Linked DNA regions of Homo sapiens: region 2 is linked to region 1. The links are chromatin contacts, found by Hi-C or POLR2A ChIA-PET in ENCODE. All regions are on one chromosome and are shown on one strand. Each heading gives the region's core, a stretch centred on a gene start or an enhancer-like site at or near the end of the contact. The rest is flanking DNA. Distances are from core to core; before and after follow the strand shown. Region 1 holds the start of TTPAL (alpha tocopherol transfer protein like). Region 2 overlaps CCN5 (cellular communication network factor 5).

Evidence for each region. A loop is a pair of places that touch in the nucleus more often than their neighbours do. ChIA-PET counts read pairs that join two places held with the same protein, here RNA polymerase II (POLR2A). Pooled maps may share reads with other maps.
Region 2: POLR2A ChIA-PET joins it to region 1 with 13 read pairs in A549. The contact joins the enhancer-like site here to the promoter of TTPAL in region 1. A Hi-C loop is called at or near these places in 8 of 168 maps with a recorded cell type or tissue (B cell, CD4-positive, alpha-beta T cell, Caco-2 and 5 more), 3 of 37 single-sample maps with no recorded cell type and 23 of 50 pooled maps. POLR2A ChIA-PET finds 5 or more read pairs at or near these places in 1 of 52 experiments (A549).

The regions. Positions count from the first base shown.
Region 1 is chr20:44,473,401-44,479,006 of GRCh38, reverse strand. TTPAL (alpha tocopherol transfer protein like) reads right to left here and starts at 3,133. Exons shown (of 5, transcript NM_001039199.3): 1 at 3,016-3,133. RefSeq lists a silencer at 3,028-3,157 and an enhancer at 3,248-3,337.
Region 2 is chr20:44,717,746-44,723,351 of GRCh38, reverse strand. CCN5 (cellular communication network factor 5) reads right to left here. Exons shown (of 4, transcript NM_003881.4): 2 at 3,239-3,455. The region is part of intron 3 of KCNK15-AS1 (KCNK15 and WISP2 antisense RNA 1); the gene reads left to right. Among named protein-coding and RNA genes, the nearest start is that of CCN5, 5.2 kb to the right of the region's middle. Within about 2 kb of position 2,516, at least 18 of the 41 ENCODE cell types and tissues checked have a DNase peak (open chromatin) inside an H3K27ac peak, as active enhancers do; they include PC-9 and ascending aorta, where a contact is called at or near this core.

The DNA.
Region 1 (5,606 bases), core at 1,884-4,383:
CCATCCTCGCTAACGCGGTGAAACCCCATCTCTACTAAAAATACAAAAAATTAGCCGGGCGTGGTGGCAGGTGCCTGTAGTCCCAGCTACTAGGGAGGCTGAGGCAGGAGAATGGCGTGAACCCGGGAGGCAGAGCTTGCAGTGAGCCGAGATCATGACTGCACTCCCACCTGGGTGACAGAGCAAGACTCCCTCTCAAAACAAACAAACAAAAAAAGCGAAAAGTAGGCAGATCTTTATGAATTGACATATTAAAAAAGCAAGTTGCAGAATAGTGTACAGAAAATCACGTTTTTAAACTATACACATACACTTGTGAATGCACACAAAACTTCTGGAAAGAGATATAAGAAACTTACCAATGGTTATCTCTTGGAACAGAACTGGACAAGTGAAGATTTAAGATGAGAAAGAGGATTTTTACTATACTGTTTGAATTTTTTACTACACACCCATGTAACTTATCGTGGCAGTCGGGAATATGTGCCGGTCAGATCTGCTGGGAAAACGTAATTGATAAAGGGCCCCAGTGGCTGTCCCTCTAGATCCACTATCCAGGGGAAGCCAGAACTTTCCACAGCCCTTCTGTGGCCTCACTGCTCCTAGCCAATGATTTAGTGAGACATAGGACTCCTCTAACAGGCAGCGTTTGCTTGAGGGCCTGGCCAAACCTTTGTTGGGACTGCCCTGCAGTCAGAGACTTGCTGCCCAAACCTCCTTCACAGGAGCTGATCTGCATCACTGCCAGTGGCTCTTCCTGACTTCTCCAGCTCCCTTCCCAGGTGCTGTCCTTCGCAAGGGTTGCCTCTACATTTCTAGCACGTCTAACCTCATCCTAGTGTCTGCTTCTTAGAGGACCTGAACTCATGCACTTTTTTGTTTAAGAGAGAGACAGGGTCTTGCTCTGTCACCCAGGCTGAAGTGCAGTGGCGCAATCATAGCTCTCTGCAACCTCGAACTCCTAAGTTCAAGCAATCCTCCTGCCTCAGCCTCCCAGGTAGCTGGGACTATAGGCACACACCACGCCTGGCTAATTTTTAAATTTTTTCTTGGGCTGTGTGTGGTGGCTTATGCCTGTAATCCCAACACTTTGGTAGGCTGAAGTGGATGGATCACCTGAGGTCAGGAGTTCGAGACCAGCCTGGCCAACATGGTGAAACCCTGTCTCTACTAAAAATACAAAAATTAGCCAGGCATGGTGGTGCGGGCCTGTAGTGCCAGCTACTTGGGAGGTTGAAGCAGGATAATCGCTTGAAACCAGGAAGCGGAGGTTGCAGTGAGCCGAGATCATGTCACTGCACTCCAGCTTGGGCGACAGGGCGAGACGCTATCTCAGATAAATAAATAAATAAATAAATAAATAGATAGATAGATAAATAAATAAAAATATATTTTAAAAGGACCAATCTGCTGTCTTGAGAATGGACTCTAAGGGAGTGAGGACTGAAGCAGACCATTTAGAGGCTATTGCAATAATCCAGCTGAGAGATGCTGGTGGCCTGGAGTAGGTAGCCTTCACTGACCCCCAGCCAGGTTAGGTGCCTCCCCCGCACTTCTCCCACCCTGTTGCAATTGTCTGTTGGCAATTTGTGAGCAACATCCAAGTTTGTCTTGTTCATCACCTGAAACCCAGCGCCTAACATGGTGTTAGACACATAATCTGCACTCCATAAATATTTGTTGAATGACTTTAGTCTGGTTGGCACAGGTATGCTAAGTGAGGAATGGAACAACTATGGCTTTGTTTCTATGGAAGTAACCAAGAGATGCCTGCAATCCCATCAAACATCAGTGTTCACAAGGTACAAGCCTCACCTCAAAGCCCCTCTCCAGCCTCATTTTCCATCGCACCCCACCTTGATGCACATTAAATGCCAGTCAAAACAAACTAATAACCCATCATCCTTGGAATAACTCGTGCACTTCTGATACACTCTGCCTGGAATTTCCTCTTCTAATTTGTTCCTAACTTGACAGCTCAGGCTCAGCTGCCATGTCACCACCTCAGTGAATCCTTCCCAAACTCCCTGAGGGTGATTCCCTCCAGTTTTCCACAGAACTGGGTTCCTATTTCTTTTTTAGAAATTACAGTCCAATGCTATGGGCATTTATCTAGAGTCAGTTTCACCACGCACTCATTTATCAAATAATTACCGATCACCTACCATATATGTCAGGCACTGTGCTCACAGGCACTGGGAACACAGACGCAAACAATACAATTCCTTGCCTAATAAAGCTTACATTATAGTGGAATGAAGAGAATGCATACTTGAGCATTTTACCATGTATCAAGCATTGCTAAGCCCTTTACCCATTTCCTCATTTAATCTTCACGTTATTTGGTGAGAGCGCTATTACTGTTGCCATTTTACAAAGGAGGACAAAAAGGACTGTCCCCTAGAATCTAAGTTCCACGAGGGCAGAGGGCTTGTCTGCCATGTCCACTGCCACCCCCAGTGCCGGGCACATGGCAGTGGTCTGTACACATCAGCGGAGGATATAGGTTAAGCGATTCGCCCAAGGGGGCACACCCGGTGAGGCAGAGCAAGGATGCGTCTAGCCCCACCCTGGGCTTCTAATCTGTACCCTCCACCTGGAGCTTCATGTTGACTCTCCAGGGACTCAGCAGTGCCGAGCGCTCAGCAGGACTCAGTCACAGGCTGGTGAATGAGCTGACAGGCGGACATATGAGTGAGATGCAGACACCATTGGTAACGGTGAAGCCAAAGATCTCCCCCACCTGGAGCCCATCCTTTCTGGAGCATCACTTTCCTTTCCACCCCTTCCTCTCAACAAGGAGAGGTCAGGAAGCCATCTCTCCTAGAGCCCCCGAGACCCCATATCCCGTGGACAACCTTCCGAGGCCCCCACTTCCGGCTGTCACCCCCTCCCCAGGTGTCCCCATTTCCTGGGGTCTCTCGCTCCTCTGGTCCCCACTTCCGGTTATCCTTCCCTCTCAGGGGTCCCTCTCCTCAGCTCCCAGGGCACACGGATGGGCTCGCGGGCACTCACCGGCCCGACTACGGGCGGAGCGCGGGTCAATCGGCGGCGGGAGCCTCGTCCGGCAGCGCACGCAGAACCGACCCGCACTCCCTGCCCGGCCTGCCCGGCCTCTCGCGCCGGAAGTGACGATCCAGGGCGTGGGAGGCGGGGCTCCGCCTAGGAGCGCGCATGTGCGACGCCTCCCCGCGGCGTTGGTGTTCAGTCCCCACCTGGCTGCCGGAGCTCCGAGCTGCGGACCTGGAGTGGCTGGGAGGAGCTGGGGCACCAGCCGCTTGTCAAACCCGGCTTATAGATGGGGAAACTGAGGCTCAGAGAAGGAAGGAAAGAAGCTGCCATTTTCCAAGAACATGCTAACATGTACCTGTTGTTTAACATCCATGATCTCATTAACTCCTCATATTTATGCAATTCCCCTATTTCAGGAAAGGGAAACTGGCAATCAAGGCAGTAAAGGGCTTCAAACCCGGACCTCAGGATTAGCATTCTAGACTTCCCCCCACTATGGCTGCTATCAGGACTAGCTGCTCCAAAAAGGGAGACTCCAAACCAGGGGACATCTGTCTGTCATTAACTGAGTGACCTGGAGCAAGTCCCCATTCCTTCTTGTGCTTCCGTTTCCTTACCTGAAACCTGATTCTTGCTCTGGAGCCTGATTCAATAATTACTTTTTTCCTGCTTTGGGGTTCATTACGTTCCCTCCAGACAAAGGCTTTACTAACTCCCACCCCAGTCCATTAAGATCCGCCCGCAAGTATTTTGTGCAACTGCAACTTTGAGGCAAATCTCCTAGGTCCCTCTGAGGCAGAACCTCTGGTGGTCCAGGAGAACTCTGAGCCTAAAGAAACGACCTTAAACAGTCTTTTCATTTTCCTACCCCAGGGGCAAGAGGAGTCCCAAGAAGATGGGAAGTGACCCATGAGGGCCACAAGAACGTGGCAGTTTCTGCCAGATTGAGGGGCAGGGGGCAGCAGTATGGAGGCGACCTGGGAATCATGAGTTTTGACTCCTGCTCTCAGTTTCATCACTTCTAAGATTGACAGACAAAATATATAACATTCACTACAGTTTGAATTTCAGATAAACATTTAAGCATGTTCCTTTCCAAACACACACACACATACACACAGATAAGTGTGTCCTATGCAACATTTGGGACACATTTATACTTTAAAAATTGTTGTTTATAGGAAATTCAAATATGACTACTGGGCATCCTGGATTTTGTTTTGTTTGCTAAATCTATGTATTATTTTCCTGTTACTGTTACAAGGAATTACTGCAAACTTCATGGATTGAAACAACACAGATATATTCTCTTGCAGTTCTCTAGGTCAAAAGTCTAAAATCAAGGTGTTGGCAAGGCTGCATTCTTTTGGGGATTTGGAGGAAGCATCAGTTCCTTTCCTTTTACAGTTTGTAGAGGCCACCTGCATTCCTTAGCTTATGGCCCCTTCTTCAAATCACCTCAACCTCTGGCTTCTGTTGTCACCTCTACTACTGACTGATCCTCCTGCTTCCCTCTTCTTATAAGGACTCTTGGGATTACATTGGGCTCAGCCAGATAATCCAGGATAATCTTACCATCTCAAGATCCTTACATTAATCACATCTGTGAGATCTTTTAAAACGTAAGGTAAGGCCGGGTGCAGTGGCTCACGCCTGGAATCCCAGCACTTTGGGAGGCTGAAGCAGGTGGATCACTTGAGATCAGGAGTATGATGAGACCACCCCAGCCAACATGGTGAAACCCTGTCTCTACTAAAAATACAAAAATTAGTTGGGCGTGGTGGCACACGCCTGTAATCCGAGGCCCCCACTTCCGGCTGTCACACCCAACTATGCGGGAGCCTGAGGCAGGAGAATCACTTGAACCCAGGAGGCAGAGGTTGCAGTGAGCCGAGATCATGCCACTGCCCTCCAGCCTGGGCGACAGAGCGAGACTCTGTCTCAAAAAGAAAACCCCCCAAAACAGCCGGATGTGGTGGCTCATGCCTATAATCTCAGCACTTTGAGAAGCCAAGGCAGGTGGATCACCTGAGTTCAGGAGTTCGAGACCAGCCTGGCCAACCTGGTGAAACCCTGTCTCTACTAAAAATACAAAAATTAGCCAGGCCTGTAATCCCAGCCACCTGGGAGGCTGCCTGGGCTCAAGCCATTCTCCTGCGCCCTGCCAAATGGCAGCTCTTGTGGCAAAGGGTGAGGGATGACCCTGTCCTAACCAGGCTGTCCTAGGTATTGGAATAAATTCACCCCTCTCCTTAACCCAAACCTAGGACCTACTACTGGTACCTGGAGCCCAGATGGCAATCCTAGATGTTGCCAGCAGGAGAAGAACTTGGTCTCAAGGGCAGGGCAGGGAGAGGATTCAGAGATGCCCCAGAAATCCCTGCCTCTTCCCTCAACTGAGGGCCATTATTTCTTGTTCCTCTTGGTATTACATTTTAGAGAACCAGATTATATCAGGATTAGAACATCTCCGATAAACAATGACAACAAAAAGAGTTTCTGCTTTTTGAATTATATATACCAGGCACTGTGCTTGTATGATCTTAATTTCACCTTACAATGACCCTGTGAACAGCGAGCTAGGATTGTCCCAT
Region 2 (5,606 bases), core at 1,267-3,766, 240 kb before region 1:
ATAGCAGATGCTCAATAAACAGGAGAGGGTTATGCTTCCACGTAGCATCTGCTATGTGCCAGGCTTGGGGCAAAATGCTGTAAGTCCCCTAGCTCATCTAATCCTCCAGCAGGGAAGGCCTTGCTGAGAAATAATGCTGGTAGAGGGAACAGCCAGTGCAAAGGCCCTGAGGCACGAGTGTGCCTGGGGTATTTAAGGAACAGCAAGGGGCCAATGTGGCTGGAGCAGAGAGCAGGAGGAGAGGAGGTCAGAGAGGAAGCATGAACAGGATCCTGTTGGGGCCTTGTAGGCCACTGTGGGGACTTTGGCTTTTCCTCTGAGATGGGAAGCCACCAGAAGGCTTGGGGCAGAGGAGGGAGGTGATCTGGCTTATGACTTCCCAGGAGCTCTCTGACTGCTGTGTTGTGAATAGACCAGGGGCAACGACAGAAGGAGGGAGATGATTATGGGGCTACTGCAAAATCCAGGCCAATGATGACGGGGCTCAGACCAGAAGGGATGGGAGTGTCGGATGCTGGAAATACACGATGAATTTGCTGGTGGGTGGTATGTGGGAGGTGAGAAAAGAGAGATGTCTAGACCGGCTGTGGTGGCTCATACCTATAATCCCAGCACTTAGGGAGGCCGAGGCGGGTGGATCACTTGAGGTCAGGAGTTCCAGACCAGCCTGGCCAACATGGTGAAACCCCGTCTCTACTGAAATACTAAAATACAAAAATTAGCGAGGCATGGTGGTATGTGTCTGTAATCCCAGCTACTTGGGAGGCTGAGGCGTGAGAATCGCTTGAACGCAAGAGATGGGGTTACAGTGAGCTGAGATCCTGCCACTGCACACCAGCCTGGGTGAAAGAGTGAGACTCCATCTCAAAAAAAAAAAAAAAAAAAAGAGAGAGAGATAGAGAGACCTCTAGAACGACTCCCAGGTCTTGAGTCTGAGCCATGAGAAGGATGGAGGTGCTCTCAACAGACTGGGGAGGCCGTTCTGGGGGGCGGAAGATCAGGATCCCGGCATTGGATGCGCTGTTATCACGATGGTGAATCTGCAGCACATCTCACAGCTCAGAGTTGGCCCTTAGAGAAGAGCGTTCAACGAGTAAGTGATGGGAGAGGTTTTTGGCAGTATGTTCCCTGCAAAGCCCTAGACTGAGCCTTTGTGATGTCTTAGCTGGACTCTTTGGGGTTCACCAGTTCCCGGCCTCTAAATTCAGTTTAAATCATTAAACACTGTTGAGCACCCATCATGTTGACAGACCAAGGTGGGAAGTTGCAGGAAGGACCAGGGACCCAAGTACGCCTTTGGCCTGCAGGTGTTTGAAGTCTGAATTAAGATGGAATAAGAAAAATCCCTTAATACAGTTATTAACAATCACAGCCTATGTACTAATCAACTGCTGCATGTCAGGCAGTTGAGCAATGGAGCTTGTGGAGCCAGCTCCCTGAGTTCAAATCTCAGCTCTGCCGCTTATGAGCTGTGTGACCTTGGGCAAGTTGCTTAGCCTCTCTGTACCCCTTTTTTCCATTTATAAGAGAAGGGTACCTACCTCATGTGGTTGTGAGATTAAATGAGTTTATATTTGTGAAACCCTCAGTGTCTTACACGTGGTAAGGGCTGTGCAAGTGTAAAATAAACTCTGTGGGTGCTGTTTACACGTGTCACAGCAAATGTAAATAACAGCTTTGTAAGCGAAGTGTTACTTATCTCAATTGTTCTTCAGATACATTTTCATAAGCAATCATCCCTCAGTCAGTGTAACGAATCACCCTCCTTATCCTTACAGTACTTGTAAATAAAGCATTTCACATGGAGTTATTACTTTTTTTTTTTTTTTTTTTTTTTTTTGGAGATAGGGTTTGGTCTGTTGCCCGGGCTGGAATGTAGTGGCGCAACCATGGCTCACTGCAGCCTCAAACACCCAGGCTCAAGCGAGCCTCTCACCTCAGCCTCTCAAGTAGCTGGGACCACAGGCATGTGCCACCACACCCGGCTAATTTTTTTTTTTTTTTTTTGATAGAGAGAGGATCTTACTATGTTGCCAAGGCTGGACTAGAACTCCTGGGCTCAAGTGGTCGTCCCGCCTCAGTCTCCCAAACTGATAGGATTATAGGCATGAGTCACTGTGCCTGGCCTGTTGTTTTTTAACAAGGCTTTTCCTACAGATGAATTCATTATCAATGATTCATGAGCTTCTCTCTCTCTCTCTTTCGTTCTTATTTTTATAAAAGTGTGACATGCACATAGATGAAAGAGGCAAATTGTTCTACAAGGCTTATTATTAAAAAAGAAAAAAGAAGAACAATCTCTTGCCTCTTTGCATTTCTCTAAAGTGATGGTTCCCAACTGGAGATTTTGCCCCCTGGGGAAATTTGGCACTGTCTGAAGACAGACTGTCATGACTTGGGGGATGGGGAGTGCTGCTGGCATACAGTGGGTGGAGTTCGGGGATGCTGCTAGAAGTCTTACCATGCACAGGACAGCCCTCCCACAACAACTAATTCTCTGGCACCCAGTCACTGGAGCCAGCTTGCAAAGCCCTGCCCCGAAGCATCAGAGAATACCAAGGCCTAGAAGAGTGGTGAGGAATGTCACATGCTCGGGTGACTGCTGAATACATGGCAAACCCAGGATCCCAGCAGTGCTCCGAGGGCCCCCACTATGGGAGAAGACAGAATAAACTGTTCCTTAGAGCCCGTTGGATCTGGTCCCGTGCCGTGTGACATGAAGCATGTCCCTTAATGCTGGTGAACCTGTTTCCTCATTCATAAAATAGGTCTGAAAGTACTTCCCATCATAGGGTTATTGTGAGGATGATGTGACTTGTGTAGTAAGTGCTTAGCACAGTTCTGGACACATATTATGCCCTAAAAGGTTGCACTTTTATTTTCCCCAAAGTGTTGTAAGGATCCTGAGAAGGGAGTGGTGGCATCTGGTTTGAAGAATCTGGGGGGGCTTCTCAGGGGAGAAGCTGTTTGAACTTGGCTTTGAAAGTTGGCAATGATTTGGACAGGTAGGGATGGGGAAAGGTTATTGGGGTAGTGAGATGGTTTAAGCAGAGGCCAAGAAGGGAGAGGAGGGAGTGGGGAGTGGGCTTTGGGACACCAAGTTCAGCTGGAATGGATGGGATACCTGAAGTGAGCACCCAAGGAGGTAGAGAGAGGAGGGCTGCACTTTGATCCAGGACACCACGGCCTTGACCTCCCGCTCACACCCGCCCCCACTCAGTCCTGCAAACCTGCTTACAGAGGCACAGGGCCCCCCGGCCACCGGGTCCTGCCCCGGGCTGGCAGACCAGGCCCTGGCTGGCGTCGCAGACGTGGAGTTGGTCGCAGGGCTCCCCCAGCCGCCGTGCACATACCCGGCAGCAGCCACAGCCATCCAGCACCAGGGGTACTCCCAGCGGGCATCGGGGAGGTGGCCAGGGGCAGGTACATGGTGTCGGGCACAGCTGGGTACGCACCTGAAGAGACAGAGACCTCACTCAGCCACGGGCTTTCGAGGTGGGCAGTGAGACCCTCACAACCAGCCACTTCTCTGCCAGGCTGGGTAGTGTGGTGTCCACACCTTAGCCTCAGAGCCATGCAGACCTGGCCTCAAAGGCCAGTAGTCCCACAACATGCCCTAAGAGGCAGTATGGCATGTAGTTATGGGCAAGGACTCTGGACTAGAGTTCCAGTTCTTTATTTTTTATTTTTATTTTTGGAGTCAGAGTCTGGCTCTGTTGCCCAGGCTGGAGTGCAGTGGCGCGATCCCAGCCTCACTTCAACCTCCACCTCCTGGGTTCAAGCGACTCTCGTGCCTCAGCCTCCCGAGTAGCTGGGACTACAGGCGCCCACCACCATGCCTGGCAATTTTTGTATTTTTAATAGAGATGGGGTTTCACCATGTTACCCAGGCTGGTCTTGAAATCCTGAGCTCAGGCAATCCGCCCGCCTCGGCCTCCCAAAGTGCTGGGATTATAGGCATGAGCCACTGCACCTGGCTAGACTTCCAGTTCTAATTCTGCCCCTTATTAGCTGAGTGACCTTGAGGAAGTTACTTAAGCATTCTGAGCCTCAGTTTCCTCAAAGTATCTAACTCAGAGGATTGCTCTGAGGAGTACATGAAATGCTGCACAGCAAACCCTCAGCACAGGGCCTGGCATGCAGTAGGCGCTCACTGCACTTAGCTTTGATGATCCTTGTTGTTAATGGTGGCAGAGGGCTCAGCCCCAGCCCTCTGGGAGCTTACAGAAAGGCAAAAGCAACAAGTCAAGGATGAAAATGGTAGGGTCTGGTACATTTTCCAGCATACGGATACTTATCTTAGGACTGAATAAATTGAACCATATCATGGATGTTTTTGGCCTTTCGATCCATTCAGCATGTGTCCCAGCTCTGGAGGTACATCACATCAGCCAGGAGACTTGGGAAAATACAGACCCCCAACCCACTCTGGGGCTTACAAAATCAGAAGTCCCAGAGTCAGGGACCTGGAATCTTTATTTTTAATAAGCTGTCCAGTGGCTTCTGAAGCTCAGCTAGGTTTTCAGCACCTCTGCCCCAGTCTAACCTCCTCCCCCTGCCAGGTACGGATGGGGAAACTGAGCTCCAGAGAGGGACAGGAACTTAGCACACGTCAGTGTGTTCGATTCAGGGCTGGGAGCGTCCCCGGTCCTGCTTCCCAAGTGAGGACTCAGGGACACGGGATGGGGGTAGACTGTGTCCGTAAGCCAGGGACCCACTCCCCAGAGACAGGATCAGGGTATCAGCCCATGTGGCCTGCCTGACCCTCGCCACCCACATCAGAGAAACAACCAAAGCATACAGCAGGTGCCGTGAGCTCCCTGTCTGCCCATTTGAAGGTGGGGACCAAGAAGGAAGTATAATTCAAGATGCTTCCAGTGGCCCCATCTTTGGGGGGCCAAGTTTGAGTTTAGTAGGATCCTTAGGGGATGAGGGTTTCATCTAGAGGAATGGAGGCTTGCAGTTTATAATGATGGAATTAATGACCTCATATCTCCTGTGCAGCCCCAAAGCAGGCAATGACCCCTTTGCTCTGCCTCACCCTCTGCCCCGCCCAGTGCCCCCACTACCCACAATCCTGCAAACCTGCTTTCAGTTCCCGGCAACTCCCACGCCGGCCACTAGGAGCCATTGCAAACTGGCTGACCAGCCTCTGGTGGGGGCCACAAAGTAGGAGGCGATCACAGCCCCCACTGAGACAGCACTGAGTAGCAGATGGACACACGGAGCTAGGTGTCTGGCTGCCTCACAAGGGAGTGGATCCCATCGCTGCAGGCTGTTCAGATTCTAGAGACGATGGCCTAGCCTCGCCCCTCAAGGTGTGGTCTGAACTAGCAGCAGCAGCGTCATCTAGGAGCTTGTCAGAGAGGCAGCATCTGGAGCCCCTCTATAAATCCGAAGCTGAATTTTTATATAATAAATCCGAATCTGCATTTTCTTTTCTTTTTCTTTCTTTTTTTTTTTTTTCTTTTTTGAGATGGAGTCTTGCTCTGTCACCTAGGCTGGAGTGCAGTGGCACGATCTCGACTCACTGCAACCTTCGCCTCCCAGGTTCAAGCAATTCTTGGGAGGCCTCAGCCTCCCAAGTAGCTAGGATTACAGGTGCA